2 separate regions of the Mus musculus genome follow, and region 1 is linked to region 2. A link is a loop called in an ENCODE intact Hi-C map of the cell type or tissue named here. Cell type or tissue: heart. All regions are shown on one strand.

Region 1 (8,000 bases), 370 kb after region 2:
ACCCAGGAGGCTGAGGCAGGGGGAATCACTTGAGCCCAGGAGTTCAAGGCCAGCCTAGGCAACACAGAAAGATACCATCACTCCTACCACCCTCCAAAAGTGCCCAGAACAGGCAGATCCCAGACACAAAACAAAAACTGTAGTAAAGAGATGGGAAACCACTGTTCAATAAAAATGGGGTTTGCTTTGGAACAATGAAAAGGTTTTATAATAATGACTGTAATCCACATAAGTCCAGTGCCTGGGCCCGGCATGCTTGGGAGAGCTGTTAACTCCTAGGTGTAAGCTCCAACCCCAACATTTGTAAGATTTGCTTTTATTTCATGTGTATGCACAGTTTACCTATTTATGTGCCACAGAGGGGTGATGGGGTGATGGATCACCTGGGACTGAAGCTACAAATGGTTGTGAGCTGCCACGTGCATGCTGGGAACTGAACCCTGGTCCTCTAATAAGACCAGGTTAAGTGTTTTTAACCACTAAGCCATCTCTCCAGGACCTTTAATCCCAATTTTTAATTTTTATTTCTTGGTTGATGGGAGAGGGCTGACCTTGAGCTGGGGCCCCTCCGGCCTCCACCTCGTGAATCTTAGATGACAGTGAACCCAGCTGCTGCTCCCATAGTTTCTGCTCTGGCGGAGGACCTGAGTGTGGTCCCAGCATGTACCTGGGCACCTCACAATGGCTTGTACTTCTAGTTCCAGGGGATCGATGCCCTCTTCTGAACCCCAGTGGTAAACTGCACTCACACACGTGCACACATAACTTAAAATACAAACAAGTCTTTTAAAAAAAAAAATCAGTTCCAGAGCCAAGTATGGTGGCACACATCTTTAATCCCAGTGCTCGAGAGGCAGAGGCAGAGGCAGGAAGATCTTTGTGAGTAGTTCAAGGTCACCCTAGTCTACACATCTAGTTTCAAGCCGAACACAGTTACTGTCAACTCTGTTCTCAAATTTTAAAAAAGTAACCAATAGTAGTAGTAATAAAAGTAATAATAATAATAACCCCAGCTCCACACTGTTCACCTCAGACTCCCTGACTGACTCCAGGTTGCGTGTCCTCCCGTCCTTGTTCAATCTCCCCAGAGGCTTCCTAGCCTCTAGGTCACACAGCACAAGCTGACCTCTCACAGTAGACTGGAACCTCTCTGGTCTATGTGCCCAGGATTCATTTCGCCCATAGCCCCTGTCCCCAACATGCCCATCCCCATGACACCAGGCACAGAGACTGTCTGTATGCCACACTGTCCTTAGAAAGCCTAACCTGGCACCAGTCACCAGAAAAACGGGTACATAATGGCAGCCATGACTCCATTAAGAAGTCACTAAATTAGTGGCAGAAAGGATTTTCATGACCATGTTGCTAAGGGGAGAAGCAAGATGGAGTCATCTGCCTACCTCCCCACATTAAGTGGCAAGGCTGGCACTCGGCTGTGGGCCCCAGGGCCCTGCCCATGTGGCATTATTTCCCCATCCTCATCTGTGGCTGCAGAGGTAAAGCCATCAGCCACTTGGTAGCCAAGATCACAACACAGAAGAAAAGCCCAGACCTGAGAAGACAGCTCAGCTGGGAAAGTGTGTGCTATCAAGCGGGACACACACCCAGTACTCAGGTAAAGAGCCAGTCACAGAGGTTTATCAATCAGTGAGACCCAAGTTCCAGTGAGAGACCTTGTCTCAAAGAACAAGGTAGATGGTTCTTGAGAAGCACTTCCCCGGGTTGACCTTTAATTTCCATATGCACATGACGACTCCTGAGGAAAACCACTGAAGGCTGACCTCTGACCTTTACATGCACAGGCATGCACACATATGAACATACAAAAAGGAAAAAAAAAAAACCCAAACCATGTAACAACAGCTCCAGAATTCCCAGGCCAGATCAAAGGCCATGACACACAACTGTCCTCAAAGCTCTGCCACCACTACCCCAGACCTGGGCTGCATGTACCAAATGCTTCCCACCGAACGATATAAGAGAAGAGAGGACTCAGCACAGAGAGGCTATGTAAGCCTCCCAAAGACAAACAGCAACTGGACATGAAAACCCTATAGAGCTGGGTGGTGGTAGCCCATGCCTTTAATCCATCACTCAGGAAGCACAGGCAGGTGGATCTTTGTGTTGGAGGCCAGCCTGGTCTACAAAGGGAGTTCCAAGACAACTAGAGCTACACAGAGAAACTATGCCTCAAAAACAAAACAAAACACCTTGGTCAGATGATCACCTCCTGCTCCAACCCTGGGGCACCCACTTGCAAAGCAGGTGACAGAGTCCTCACCTGGCTGTACCCCACCCCCACACCCCTGTGCAAATTCTGCTAGATGCCTGAGTAATGACACTGTGTAGTCAAAATAAAAAGGGTTCCAACTATGTTGGGGCCAGGAGGTGGCTTTCCCCAGAGAAGCTTAGGACAAACAGGTTGCCTGGGTAATTTCTTGCACAGAGGGGACTCTGCTCAGCATTTAACCCAATATAACCCAACATGTGCTGGCTGGGCCCTCCCAGGGGTAGACAGCCCACAACTGCAGGAACCTCCTCCAGGGGGCCAGACAGGCTAGGCTGGTCCAGGGACAAGTGAGTGCTTTAGGCGGTGAGAAGGAAAGCCTAGGGCTTCCAGAATGGGGAATTCAGGGACCACTAGAACAAAGGCTTTTCTGTGGGCTCACAGCTTCAATTTGCAACAGGAAGCAATCAGGAAAAATAATTAGCTGCCCACTCACTCCCTTCTCTCCAGACTCCCAAAGCAAGAATCTCAGACAGACATTTGGGGGTCGCACAGCCAAAAACACTCAAATAAGAGCTTCAGGAAGATTCTTCTCTTTGCTTCCATTTTAGGCCTGGACTACCCCATCAGCTGGTACTCCTGGGGCCTGGCTTCCTAATGTTAAAATAATCGACTCTATTTTTGCCGCACACACCACCAAACTATAAAGATGTTCAATTTGGGATACCAGATGACAGGCTAGGGGATCCCAGAGTAATGTCAATCCTACCTAGGACAGGAAAGTCGGCTTACAAACCCCACCTTTAAAACAAATAGCTGCCCCATACCCCTTCTGCAGTCACGACCCAGGCATTTCCGGGAAGAGTAGAACTGGCCTGGACTTCCCACAGCCTGTCACAGTTTTGTCTTCGCCTTGTTTTGCTAACACCAGAGATGGCCTGAAAATGTAAACATGATCCCGAGGGAGACAAATTTAGGGGGAGACTCCCCAAGAGCCCTCTGGCTGAGCTTGAGAGCTCCAAGACTGGATGAAGCCAGCTCCCCTCGACCCCTCCCCCCAAACATAGGTGGAAGAGACTGCAGCCCAGGGAATCTGAGCACAGAGCCAGGCCCAGCCACCTCCCTCAAGTGTCTACCCTGGAAATACACAGGGGGACAGCTGTTCGCCTTAATAAGGCCCAGACAAAGGGACCTGAGGTTGTCCCCTACCCCGCCCCAAACTGCCATCACCACCACCCGGGAGTTCAAGAGTATCTGCCGGACCCTTGGACAGCCACACTCCAGAAAAACAAAACACAAACACCCGAAAACAATGATTTAGGTGGCAAGAGCCTTGCTTTAAAAACCACATGGCAATCTCCGAATTAAAAGAACATGTGTAGCGTTTCCAACTGCTTCGTTTCTCGAGAGTCCTCCTGACCTCAGCTCCACCCCTCAGGACACACCAAAAAAAAGTTAGAAAGTTCCCGAGCGGGCCACTTCCCTAAAGGTGGGTCCAACTGAGGCAGAACCATACCTCCCCACACCAAGGCACCCACGCAACCGATCTCGGGGCTGGGCACTGGTCAGCGGGGCTGGGTGCCTGGCCACCGCTTGGGGGCCCGAGCGGTCAGATGGGTCACTGGGGTCACGGGGACACCTGGCAGGTGTCAGTCGGTTTGGAAGGCTGACAGCCCACGCAGGTCAAAGCGACAGCAGCCCAGGGCCAGGCCGCCCCGCGCAGGGCTCTCCGAACTTCCTAGCTAGCAACTTCTGGCACTTCCCAGGGCTCGGTAGGCCGGCCGCCGCAAGCAGGCTCGCGAAAAGTTTTCCCAGTAGTTCGCGATAGGCCAGGCCTGTCCCGGGCCATCGCGATGCCCGTGGGCGCACTCCTGAGCGCGCCCGGCGTCCCGAGCCTTGGGCAGGTGAGGGCCCGCCCGCGCCGCACCTGGCGGGCTCGGTCCCCAGGGAGGGGCCCCGGCGGGAGAGACAAAGGGCCCGCGCGAGGTCCCCCGGCGCGTGGTCCCCCGGAGCGCGCTCCAACTCGTCCGCAACTTGCAAAGTGGCTGCTTGCGGCCCCGGCCATTGTCCCCCGCGCCCACCTTACCCGCGGCGGGGACCAAGCTGCAGTACAGCACCAGCAGCAGCAGCGGCGGCGGCGGCGGCGGAGGGGCCCGGGTCGGCGCCGTTTCCATGTCGTCCGGCGGCCGGGAGCGCCGCGCGCTCACTCGGGCTCCATGGCGCGCGCGGCGGCGGTGGATCCTCGCGGCTCCCGGCGCCTCTTGCTCCCGCCTCGGGCGCCGCGGCCCAAGACGACGCGGGAGGAGGGAGCGGAAGCCGAGCCGGTCTCCGCCCCCCGCGCCGCCCGCGCCCCCCGCCAAGCCGCGCCCTCCTGCGGGCGCCCGGGAGCCGGGCAGGCGGGTCTCTCCGGGCCCGCGACAGGAGAGGCCGGGCAAGCAGGTGGGTCACCTGCCAAGTCTCTGTACTGACAGGTGAGGAAACTGAGGCACGTGGAAGCATGACCCACACAGTCAGGAGGCCTCAGGGCTGGAAGCCAAAGGTCTCCGAAGCCAGCTTTGGGCTCTTTCACCACAACTGTAGCCACCTGGCCCAGAGACATACCGCCCCACTTGGGATGCACGCGGGAACAGGCGCAAAAGCGGATACTGCTGGAGGAACTGGGGGCTTTTACTTTTAGATTTACTTTTTGTTGTATGTGTATGAGTGTTTGCACGCATGTATGTGCACCACATGCGGGAAGGAAACCAGAATAGGGTGTGGGGGTCCCCTGGGACTGGAGTTAGAGGTGTGAGCCACCAGGTGACTGCAGGGAACCAAACCCAGGTCTCTAAAAGAGCAGTAAGTGCTTCTAACTGCTGAGCCTTCTCTCTCCGGCAGTGCTTTCTAGAACCTCACACCTTGGGCAGGCAGGTGTAGGTGAAATCATTTCATGTCCTTAGAAAGTAAGCTAATGGCAGTGTCCACCTTGCAAGGTAGAGAGGAAGGACAGAAGCTGAGGTGGTCAGGAGGGTGCCTCTGCCCTCCTGTGGTTTATGCTAGGAAGAGACAAAAATAAGAGCCCAAACAAAGGAGTGAGTAGCCGGGAAAGTGACATGGCGCTCAAGTGTGTATGACTTTACTTATAAGTCTGACATGGTGTCCAGCCTCGGGAGATTGAGGCAGGAGGCTTGCCATGAGTTTGAGGCCAGCCTGGGCTACCTGCGAGACCCTGTTTAAAAAGAGTTGATAGAGCCCTTGGTTCCCTAGTGTGCACAGCTCTCCCAGCGCTGCATAAACCGGACCTGATAAACAGAAGGAGCAAAAGGCAGGTCAAGGCTGGCCAGCAAGATGGCTCCCGTTGACCTAAGTTCAACCCTAGGATCGCAGAAGAAAAGAGAACTGACTCCCCAAACTTGTCTTCTAATAGGAAAACATGAAGACCAGGGACCAGCTAGTAGGGGGAGGGGACCCACACCAGGGTTCCAAGGGTCAGGGCAGAGATTTCAATGCGGAAGCAGGCCAGTGGTTCAGGAAGAGCAGTCTCCTGGGGTGGCTGTATCCAGTCTCTGACCGGAAGAGGAGTCAGGAGGTCTCAGGGGCAGTCAGGGGACTGGGGACTAGAGCAGCTAGTGTCCTTGCTGGTTCCTTCTCACCCAAGCCCAACCCCCATCCCCCCTCCACCTTCAACACAGAGCCAAGAGCACAACCCCCTTCTCTAGCCCCACTCTCACCCATCCCCCAAGGCCTTCCTCTTTCAGCCTTGATTTTTCTGAGGCCTCCTCTCCCTGCAGCCAGGGAGCTTGTTAAATAAGCCAGACCTCACCACTCCTCCCACCGGTCAGAGAGGAAGCTGAAGCCTTGGGCTCACACGGCCTGGCCTAGCCACACCTCCGTTACTTCTCAACTCCATCTTATGGGCTGCAACTGTAATGGCCCCTTGCAGAGATGGGCACTGTCTTGCCTGGGGGAGGGCCTCATTGCTGGGACTCTTATCCCACTTAGTTCTTGAAAACCATACTGCCTCTCCACTCTCTAAGCCGCCCTAGCTGACAGTTCCTATCACCTAGCAGGGTGTATGTTTGCTTTCTTTTCCTTCCATTACAGCAGAAATGCCAAGATTTGTCTGTTTTGTTTTCTGTGTCTAGGCCAGGACCCAGCACATAGTAGGTGCCCAATTAAAAAAAAAAAAAAAATTAGGCGGGGCATGGTGGCTCACGCCTTTAATCCCAGCACTCAGGAGGCAAAGGCAGGCAGATTTCTGAGTTCGAGGCCAGCCTGGTCTACAAAGTGAGTTCCAGGACAGCCAGGGCTACACAGAGAAGCCCTGTCTCCAAAAACAAAAACAAAAACAAAAAAAAATTTGTTAAATGAGCAACAGAAGTAAAGATCTGATTTTCTTTCATTAAGGAAGCACCCTGAGTGCTGGACAGGGCTGAGACTGTGAAAAGGGAAGAAATGCTGGCCCACGTGGGAAGAGGTGGTACAGAGGGAGAGCCTTAATACCAGACAGGATGGGAAACGGCACCTTCACCTCACCCTGGGCTGAGCTGCTCTAAACCTTGGGTCAGTCTCCATCCTACCTCCAAGCCCAAGCGCCAGACTGCAGACTCCCTCGGAGCTGACCTTCCTTCCATTCCATCTTGTACTCTACAGCACCAGCAGAATCCCCTGGAGTTCACAGCCTCTGTCCCACCGCGTGCTTCAGGCTCCCAAGGACCAGCCTGTCCTCTCTGGTGAGCACTAGCCCTGCACAGAAGTCACATTAAGCCCAAGCCTGGGCACCCACACACTTGCCCTATTTTCTTTTTTTTTTTTTTTTTAAAGATTTATTTATTATTATATGTAAGTACACTGTAGCTGTCCTCAGACACACCAGAAGAGGGAGTCAGATCTTGTTACAGATGGTTGTGAGCCACCATGTGGTTGCTGGGATTTGAACCCTGGACCTTCGGAAGAGCAGTCGGGTGCTCTTACCCACTGAGCCATCTCACCAGCCCCTTGCCCTATTTTCTGTCCATTGTTTCTGACCCACAGACTGCAAGTCTCTAGGAACAGCACGAGGATGGCAGGTCTCTAGGATGTCAGCAGAGGCATCTGAGGTGCAGGTGGGGAGCCCTAGATGGGGAGGCTAGCTATAGAGAACAGAAGGGGAACACTGGGGTGCTTCATAGTTCATAGCTGCGTTCCAAATTTGAAAATGGCATACCAGTGAGATGGCTCAGATGGTGGGTACTTGCCACCAGGCCTGATGGATGACCTGTAGTAGGGGAAGAAGACTGATCCACACAGGTTGTCCTCTGACTGCCATATGGATACCACTGCATCAGCACACACTGTTGTGGGACAAAATATTTCCTGGAGAGATACAACACACATCTACTCAACCCAGACAGGGAGCCCACAACAGACCAAGGCACAGATACCACCAAAGTCCAACTTGGTAAGCCATGAGTTTTATTGGGGTTACTTGGAAGAATATGGGTGAGGGGTTACTTATCGGAGCAGAAATGACTCAAAGACAGCTGCATCCCGGAGGCCCACCCCAGCATGGGTGACAGCTCACAACGCTGGGAACTTGTAGCACACTGCACAGCCTGCAGGCAGCTCAACAGGCTGGAGAGTGTCCTCCTCAGTGTCTCAGTTGGTCTAAAGCTCTTCCAGATAGCTCAGCTGGTTTCTGCTTCTTCTAGACGGCTGTGTGGTCTGAGTCTTCTTTGCAGGTTGGCCCTGCTCCTCTGTGACAGACTCTCAGCCTTTATTGCATATTGTGGCAGAGAGGGACCAAGTGAATCTG
Region 2 (8,000 bases):
TTTGAGACAAGGTGTAGTTAATAAAGCTTGAGCTGGCCTTGAACCCATGACCCTCCAGCCTCTGCCTCCCAACGACTGGGATTACACATGCACTGTGCTGCAGCACTCTTGCTTTGCCTGCCCCTCACTCTTCAGCCCATTAAAAATCTTACTTCTACCCTAATATGTCTTCATTCCCCCCTCTTAAAATTATTTTAAAATAAAAATATTAGTCTGAAGCTGCATTAATTTATTGCTATTTAAGCTGTGTGGCAGCGATCTGTGCTTGTTCTTTCTCCTTCTCCCTCCAACCCCTATACCCAGGGTCTAAATGGGCTTGGTTGGCCTGAAACTCACAAAGATCTGCCTACCTATGCCTCTCTCTCTCTCTCTCTCTCTCTCTCTCTCTCTCTTCTTTTTCTTTTTTTAAAATTTTATTTATTTAATGTATGAGCGCTCCGATGCATATATATCTGCCTGCCTGAAGAGGGCATCAGATCCCCCCTATAGATGGCTGTGAGCCACCATGTGGTTGCTGGGGATTGAACTCAGAACCTCTGGAAGAGCAGCCAGTGCTTTTAGCCACTGAGCCATCTCACTAGCCCATTTGTTTGTTTCTTTGTTTGTTTGTTTTTAAATTTTGTAATTATATTTATGTACAGAAAACTTAGTGTACATTTAACCCAGTGTAGTGGCGAGTTCTTTAGCCTTTGCTTTTCCAGCTTGGCAATGCGAGCCACAGACTTAGGACCCAGGACGTTGCCTCCCTGTGGCGACGGATCTCATCATATCTGTCATTATAATTGGTCCTAATAGCTCCCACCAGCTTAGCCAAAACACCCTTGTCTTCCGAGTTACCCTGTGTGAAGGCAACAGTGGTGCATGTCTTCCTGTGGACCAGGCATCCCAGTCTGGCCTTTCCCTGGATGATGCAGTAGGGCACCCCCATCTTTCGACACAGGACAGGCAGGAAAACCACCAGCTCAGTGGGGTCTACGTCATGGGCAATCACCACCAGCTGAGCCTTCTTGTTCTTCACCAAGGTGGTGACTGTATTGACTCCTGCTAGGAGAACAGGTGGTCTCTTAGTTGGGACGTCGCCTTTGCCTGCAGCTTTCTTCTCAGCACGGGCCAGTAGCCTTTGCTTCTTCTCTTGCTTTGTCTCTGGCCTGTACCTGTGGGCAAGCTTAAGCAGCTGAGTAGCTGTTTGCCTGTCCAGCACCTGGGTGAACTTCTTAATGGCAGGAGGTGCTTTGAGACACTTATAGGGGATGGCTCTTTGCCACTGCAGCTTGATGTAGCCAGGCCATTTAACAAAGTGTATTAGATCTCTTTTGGGCTGGATATCCTGACCAATTCCAAAGTTCTTGGGCCTTTTCTCAAACAAAGGATTGACCACCTTTTTGGCGTCCTGTTTCTGGACGACAATGATGACGGCTAGGGCCGAGGACACCTTCTTCCCCGTGGCCTTCTTTTCTTTGGGCGTCTTGCTTGGCTGGTGGAGAGAGAAAGTGCCTCTGCCTCTTGAGTTCAAGAATTAAAGAAACACTCCTGCGAACCCAGCCTTTTAACTTAATTTTACTTAATAATAACGATGGTGATGATAATATTTATTACTGTGTCTCAAGAATGTTGGTTTCTTTAAAAGTCAAGTTATGTTATGTGCCTGTGTTTTTGTTAGTTTATTTAACCCCAGGTTTGGGATAAGAGGCTGCTTCACAGCAGGTGATTATGATTTGCCTCAGCACTAGCAGGGCAGTAATTTTTGCCAGCACAGATATTTTCATTTGGGAAACTCTGAAGAGGGTATACATGGGAGAGTCCCCAGAGGGCTGTGGCTGCTGCTGCTCCCCCTGCTCCCCCTGCTCCCCTGCTGCTCCCCCTGCTGCTCCCCCTGCCCTCTGCTGCTCCCCCTGCTCCCCTGCTGCTCCCCCTGCTGCTCCCCCTGCTGCTCCCCTGCTGCTTCCCTGTTGCTCCCCTGCTGCTCCCCCTGCTCCCCTGCTGCTCCCCCTGCTGCTCCCCCTGCTGCTCCCCTGCTGCTCCCTGCTCCCCTGCTGCTCCCCTGCTGCTCCTCCTGCTCCCCTGCTGCTCCCCTGCTGCTCCCCCTGCTGCTCCCCTGCTGTTCCCCTGCTGCTCCCCCTACTCCCCCTGCTGCTCCTCCTGCTCCCCTGCTGCTCCCCTGCTGCTCCCCTGCTGCTCCCCTGCTGCTCCCCCTACTCCCCCTGCTGCTCCTCCTGCTCCCCTGCTGCTCCCCTGCTGCTCCCCCTACTCCCCCTGCTGCTCCTCCTGCTCCCCTGCTGCTCCCCTGCTGCTCCCCTGCTGCTCCCCTGCTGCTCCTCCTGCTCCCCTGCTGCTCCCCTGCTGCTCCCCCTACTCCCCCTGCTGCTCCTCCTGCTCCCCTGCTGCTCCCCTGCTGCTCCTCCTGCTCCCCTGCTGCTCCCCTGCTGCTCCTCCTGCTCCCCTGCTGCTCCCCTGCTGCTCCCCTGCTGCTCCCCCTGCTGCTCCCCTGCTGCTCCCCTGCTGCTCCCCTGCTGCTCCCCCTGCTGCTCCTGGTTGCTTTTGTTGCAGTTTGTCTGGGGTCACAAGCAAAGAGAAGAGAAGTTGGAGATATCCTGACAAGGAGGACTGAACTCGCCCCAAGGAACTCAAGGCCTCTAGTCAGCAGGAAGTGGTCTAAACAGGTGCACACCTCCTTTCCCCTCTCACCTTCCTTCTCTCCTATCTGATGTTGGAAGGGATTAGCGTACAATAACTGTTTGGAAGGGAGGCAGAGAGATAAGAACCCAATAAAATAGCTAAATAATATGCCAACATTATTGTTGTTGTTGTTGTTTCTTTTTAAAATTAATATCTGTATATCTGTTTGCCTTCATATATGTCTGTGCACTATTTGTGTGCCTAGTGTCCTCAGAGGCCAGAAGAGGGTATACGGTCCCTCATAACTCAAGTTACAGAGGATTGAGAGCCACCAAGTGGAGGTGAAACAGAGTCCAGGAGCTGGATCCTCAGCAAGAGCAGCCTCTGCCCATAACTGTTGAGCCTCGTCTTCAGCCCTTTCATTTTTCCACCCAAGAAAAATGAAAAATGAAAGGCCTAGGGCAGCCACACAGTAAACCTCAGCAGAAGACCGGAGTTCAGTTCCCAGAATCTATACAGAGCCGCTCACAACCACCTCTAACTCCAGCTCCTGAGACCTAGTGCCCTCTTCTAACCTGAGGGCACCCACACATCCGTGAACACAGATAAAAAGCTTTAAAATCTTTAAGAATAAATAAATAAATAGATAGATATTTTAAAAACAAAACTCCTAATGACAGAGCTTCTTGCCTCACCTGTTTCCTCTACCCCCAGAGGCTCTGTCACCTACCTAGGCATCAACTGGGCACAGCCCAGACTTATCTGAGGACATAACATGAGGGGAATTGCCTCATTCAATTGGCCTGTGGCACATCTGTGGGAGTAGCTCAATTGGTAGGGTACTCAACATCCTGGCCATTGTCTCCAGCACCACACAGACCTGGCACAATGGAGCACATCTGCAGTCCCAGTATGGGCAGGTAGTGGCAGGTGATCAGGAGTTCAAGGTCACTCTTGGCTACGTCACGAGTACCAGACCAACATGCACTACTTCTCAAAGAATGGTAGGGTGGAGGGGCAGGAGCACTCACTGGACACTCTTGCCGAGGACCCAAGTTCAAGTATTCCTAGCATCCAGATGGTAGTTCACAAGCATTTGTGCATGGAGCCTTATCTGTGTATGTTCGTGAGTGTGTGTGTGTACCATTTCCTGCTGAGCCATGTCTCTGGCCCTGACTTCATTTCCTAGGGTAGGAAACTGAGGCTTACACGGGACCAGGAGGGGCTCACACTGACACACCTAGCCCTGGTCTTGTGGCTTCGATTGTTTCTTCTCTGGGATAGTAAACACTGCCAACTTTCCTTTCACTGGGTGCTCGGGAAGGCAAGGCAGAAGAAAACAGTGGAGTGGCCCCCAAAGTGGGACAGGCAGGGTACATTTCACAGGACATTTTCACTCTCTGGTGGGAACAGCGGGACACAGAAGAAGCCTCATGGACTCCAAGTTTCTTTTCCCACACTCGTTGGCAGCCTTGGGTTTGTTATCCTTGCGACAATGCCACTGTCCTCATGAAACCTGGTGACGTTGGCTGAGCAAATACTACCTCCGATATTGACTCAAAACGTGTACAGGGGCTCAAAGTTCAAGTTCAGTGGGGCCTGAGGCTTGGAGGAGGAGGGGAAAACACTGCCTCCTGTGATTACAACATTCTTTAGTATGAAGTAGAGTTCCCTCAAAACTAGGTCTCATAGCCAAGTCCCCAAACGTCTTAAGCACTTTGGATAGATATCTATTGAGTCCTGCCAACCGGAAAGGAGGCTAGAGAGAATGACCATGGAGCAGCCATCCTCTTGGCAAAACAGTGGGGGCTGTGAAAATTCCCTGTCACATATATTAGGTGGGATAGTTAGGGTTGGGATGTTGTTTGGCCTTCTACACATAAGACCTTGGCTTCCAGCTCTAGTACTGAAAAAAAAACCAAACCAAAACAAAACAAAACAAACAAACAAACAAACAAAAAAACGAGGGCTGTGGTAGCTCCGTGGCAGAGCACCTGACTAGCATGCATGCAACCCTACGATTAATCAGCTTATCTTATTCTTTCCATTGTCCTCAAACTTGATATGTGGCCAAGGACAATTTGAACTTCTTGCTGGGATCACAAGTGTGCATCATTATACCCTCTTTATGTGGTGTGGGGGATGGGATCTAGGACTTCATGCCTGCTAGACAAGCGCTGTAATACTGAGCCACATCCCCAGTTGTGGTTTGTTTTTTAGATTAAAAATAATGTGTATGGGAATGTATGAACATATAAATGCAGGTGCCCATGATGGCCAGAAGGGGGAGCAAGATCCCCAGGAGCTGGAGTTATAGGTGTTTGTGAACATTGAGACTTGGATGCCGGGAACCAAACTGTGGTCTTGGGCAAGAGTAGTATTCGTACTTAGTTACTGAGCAATTTCCTCCAACTCTGTTTTTGTTTTGTTTTGTTTTGTTTTGTTTTGGTTTGGTTTGGTTTGGTTTGGTTTGGTTTGGTTTGGTTTGGTTTGGTTTTTGAGACAGGCTCACGCTGTAACCCAGGCTGGTCTCCAACTCATATATGATCCTCCTGCCTCAGTCTCCCAAGTAATGAAATTACAGATGTGAGCCACCACACAGGGCAAACGTATCCATCGTGAGCAGCTGGCACAGTCTATGGGATTGAAACTGAGAAAGAATGTGAAAAATAAACAGGCGAGCTTGAGAAAGGTTATTCTAGCCTTGGTGCCAGTTCCTGGTATATTTTCAGCGCTCAGGGAGTTTAGGTTAATGCCCCAAGCTTCCCCATCCCCACCCCGAGGGGCGAGGGGGAGGTTAAGCTCTTTATTAATAGCCACTCCGGGAGCTACAGTCCTTGGGAAAAGGGCTATGGTGAGGGTAGAGGAAGGAAAATGAGGTCCCCACAGGATAAAACCAGGTGCAGGCGGCTCTGGCTCATTATGGTGCCTCCCCAAGGCACGAGGTGTCTGAGAGTTCCTTCTGATGTTGTCTCCGCCCCTGCTCCTGTCCCTCCTGGCCGGCAGGGAGGGCCTGCTGTCAAGGCCGCTGAGCCTCCTGGACAGACAGGGCACAGGGCCAATCCAGAGGGACGCAAAGCAGGACGCCAAGAAAAGAGGAAGTGTCCTTGGGGAGGGGACCGGTTAGGACTGGGGTTCTAGGGAGAGAAGGAAGGGCATTTAAGGTGAGTCCAACAGTCCAGGACTTAAAAGGAGCCTTAAGTAGGGGGCAGCAAGAGGTGACACTAGAGCCATCGAGGCCGATGAGGCCCGGGGGACAGCAGAAAGTGTTTCCAGATAGCACCTCTGCAGTGCCAGCCACATGTCACACTGGTCTCTGCTTCCACGCTCAGGAACAGGTGCTCAGATAAGGATGCTTAAGAAGATGGAAGGCGTTTGGGTGTGTCAGAACAATGAAGGCAAGTGAAAGACCCCGATTCTCTATGAGTCCCTTCACATAAACTAAAAATCTCAAAGTTACACCCAACAATCGCCTGTCCTTTTAAATAATAGAGGTGTAGGGGGAGATGAGATACAGCAACAGTTAACTACAGTTGGGGGCGGGATCAAGGGGAACTTTCATTTTCTCTATGGAACCCTTCCACGGCAAGGCAGAGAAAGATGGAGGCAAACAGGGCTCTTCCATGACCAGGCGTGCTTGACCTCAGAGCTGCGACTCTTCCTTCTTCAGCGCATTTATGGAGAGCTTGCTACACGCAGGGCCTGGAGCTGCAGCCTGGGAGGGCGCCCCATCTGGCGGGTAGAGTGCTTTGCCATGTCTGGCCCGACTTCTCTACACCCTGTTCACAACTCACCCTGCAACCTTCGTTCCCCGTGTGCTGCCAGCGATCCCCCTCCAGAAGCCACTCTGTCCGAGGTTCCAATCACTCCCCTATTGACACCTATTCGTTCTCAGCGTTCAAAGAGTACTTCGATTCCGTTGCTTTTGGGCGCAGAGACTTGAATCCAGGACCTTACACAGGCAAGGAATGCACGGCATTGTGAGCTACCCACACACCCTAATTGTTCCGCAGATGAGGGTTCCCCCGCCCCCTGACGATTTTATCCCAGGGAGACTATGAGTGTGTTGGCCTCTGGCGCCAACCTGCCCCCGGATGTCAAACATCTGTTCTCAAACTTGGAACCTGAGCTTACTTCTTCATTCTCTGATGTTAGACAAGCCGTTCTTCCCAACACCACCCCAAGCGTCCCACTCCCCTTTTTTAAAAAAAAAAATAATCAACCAAACAACCAAACAAACCAAAAGTCTGGAGCAAAATCAGCATAACTCCCGCAGGGTTGCAGAGAAGTTTACGGGCGGATTAGTGTAAACCGCGAGTGTAAGCCAAGTATGGTGCAAAGAGCTGTTTTGGACATGGCTTTAATGAGTTGGTCCCTTTTGTATATGAAGAAACTGAGGCTCTCAGGGTAAGGAATGTTGTCCTAGGTCTGCCGTTGGCAAGCTCGGGACTTAGCCTCAGTTTCCTTACTGACCTCCTCCCCGCAGCCCCGCCCCGTCCAGGCCCCGCCCCGTCCTGCCCGCGCTGCAGCCCAGCTGGGCTCAGCCAATCACCCGCGGCGCGCGTCGGTGAGCCTGGCCTCGCCCGCCCCGGCCCGGACTCCGCTCGCTCATTCCGCCGCCGCCGTCTGCAGACTCGGTAAGACACCGCGAGGGCAGCGCTGCGGCACCGCCCTGGGCTGGGCGCGCGGGTGTCATTCTTAAGAGTGTGGAGGGAGACCCAGACTGTGCCCGTAGGGTACGCGTGAGCCGCGCATTGGAGAAGCAGAGGGCACTCCCTCCCCCGCGCAGTGACGGATCTGGGGGATCCCGGGACGGGAGGAAAGATGCTTGGTCCCCAGACTGGGCAAAATGCCTCCACTCGGGACGCGTGGGACCTCGGCTCGTGGTGTCCCGCCCCACGGTGGATTCACTCACCGCGTGGGTTTGGGGTCTTCATTGCTCTGTGAAAGATGCTTATGATTAGGCGTGACTCCTTGGTCCCTGACCAGTAGGAGTGTCAACTCCCTTTCTGACCCCTGCTCACTCCCCACTCCGCGGGTGGCTTGGGGCCAGTGTGGACGCCGAGCGTTCTCCAGGCTCTTTCCACCCGCTACTCTGCAGGTGGATTGGTTCTCGGGGTCCGTGAGGGTCGGGCTCGGCAGTAGGAAGGATGCTCGCACAGGGGACTTGGCAGGTGGCCGGTGCCCTCTCTTCGTGCGGGTCCCTGCAGTATAGCCTTCGGGACACACCCTTGGCGCAGAGACTTAAGTGTTTTGCACCCCTCACCGCGGTTTTGCCCGGGGTTCAAGGGCAGGTGGGTGTCAGAGACTGCCCAAGGTCGCGCCGGGACCAGAGCCCGGGAGGGTGGGGGCGTCACGTGACCTGGCCTGAGCGAACTTGGCCT

The links. Hi-C counts contacts between places; a loop is a spot of excess contacts. Peaks named below come from ENCODE experiments on the same cell type or tissue, not always from the same donor. Only the 100,000 strongest peaks of a DNase experiment are listed, where the experiment ranks them.
Region 1: a loop joins it to region 2, with 2.7 times the contacts of the local background. A loop is called at or near these places in 1 of 42 quality-filtered maps.

Annotation. Positions count from the first base shown.
Region 1 is chr19:3,682,042-3,690,041 of GRCm38, forward strand. It overlaps Lrp5 (low density lipoprotein receptor-related protein 5), which reads right to left and starts at 4,523. Exons shown (of 23, transcript NM_008513.3): 1 at 4,314-4,523. The coding sequence starts at 4,401. It overlaps Gm36672 (a long non-coding RNA gene), which reads left to right and starts at 4,509. Exons shown (of 4, transcript XR_388279.4): 1 at 4,509-4,698; 2 at 6,614-6,769; 3 at 6,860-6,939. It overlaps Gm36608 (predicted gene, 36608), which reads right to left. Exons shown (of 3, transcript NR_167751.1): 3 at 7,643-7,959. In heart, CTCF peaks have their summits at 2,508, 3,826, 4,618 and 5,247 (motif pointing left); DNase peaks (open chromatin) are centred at 3,280, 3,770, 4,640, 5,800 and 2 weaker places; H3K4me3 peaks cover 2,846 bases; H3K27ac peaks cover 4,204 bases.
Region 2 is chr19:3,316,122-3,324,121 of GRCm38, forward strand. Cpt1a (carnitine palmitoyltransferase 1a, liver) reads left to right here and starts at 7,180. Exons shown (of 19, transcript NM_013495.2): 1 at 7,180-7,253. In heart, CTCF peaks have their summits at 481 (motif pointing right), 4,899 (motif pointing right), 5,611 and 6,347; DNase peaks (open chromatin) are centred at 5,670, 6,640, 7,280, 7,940 and 1 weaker place; H3K4me3 peaks cover 2,815 bases; H3K27ac peaks cover 2,720 bases.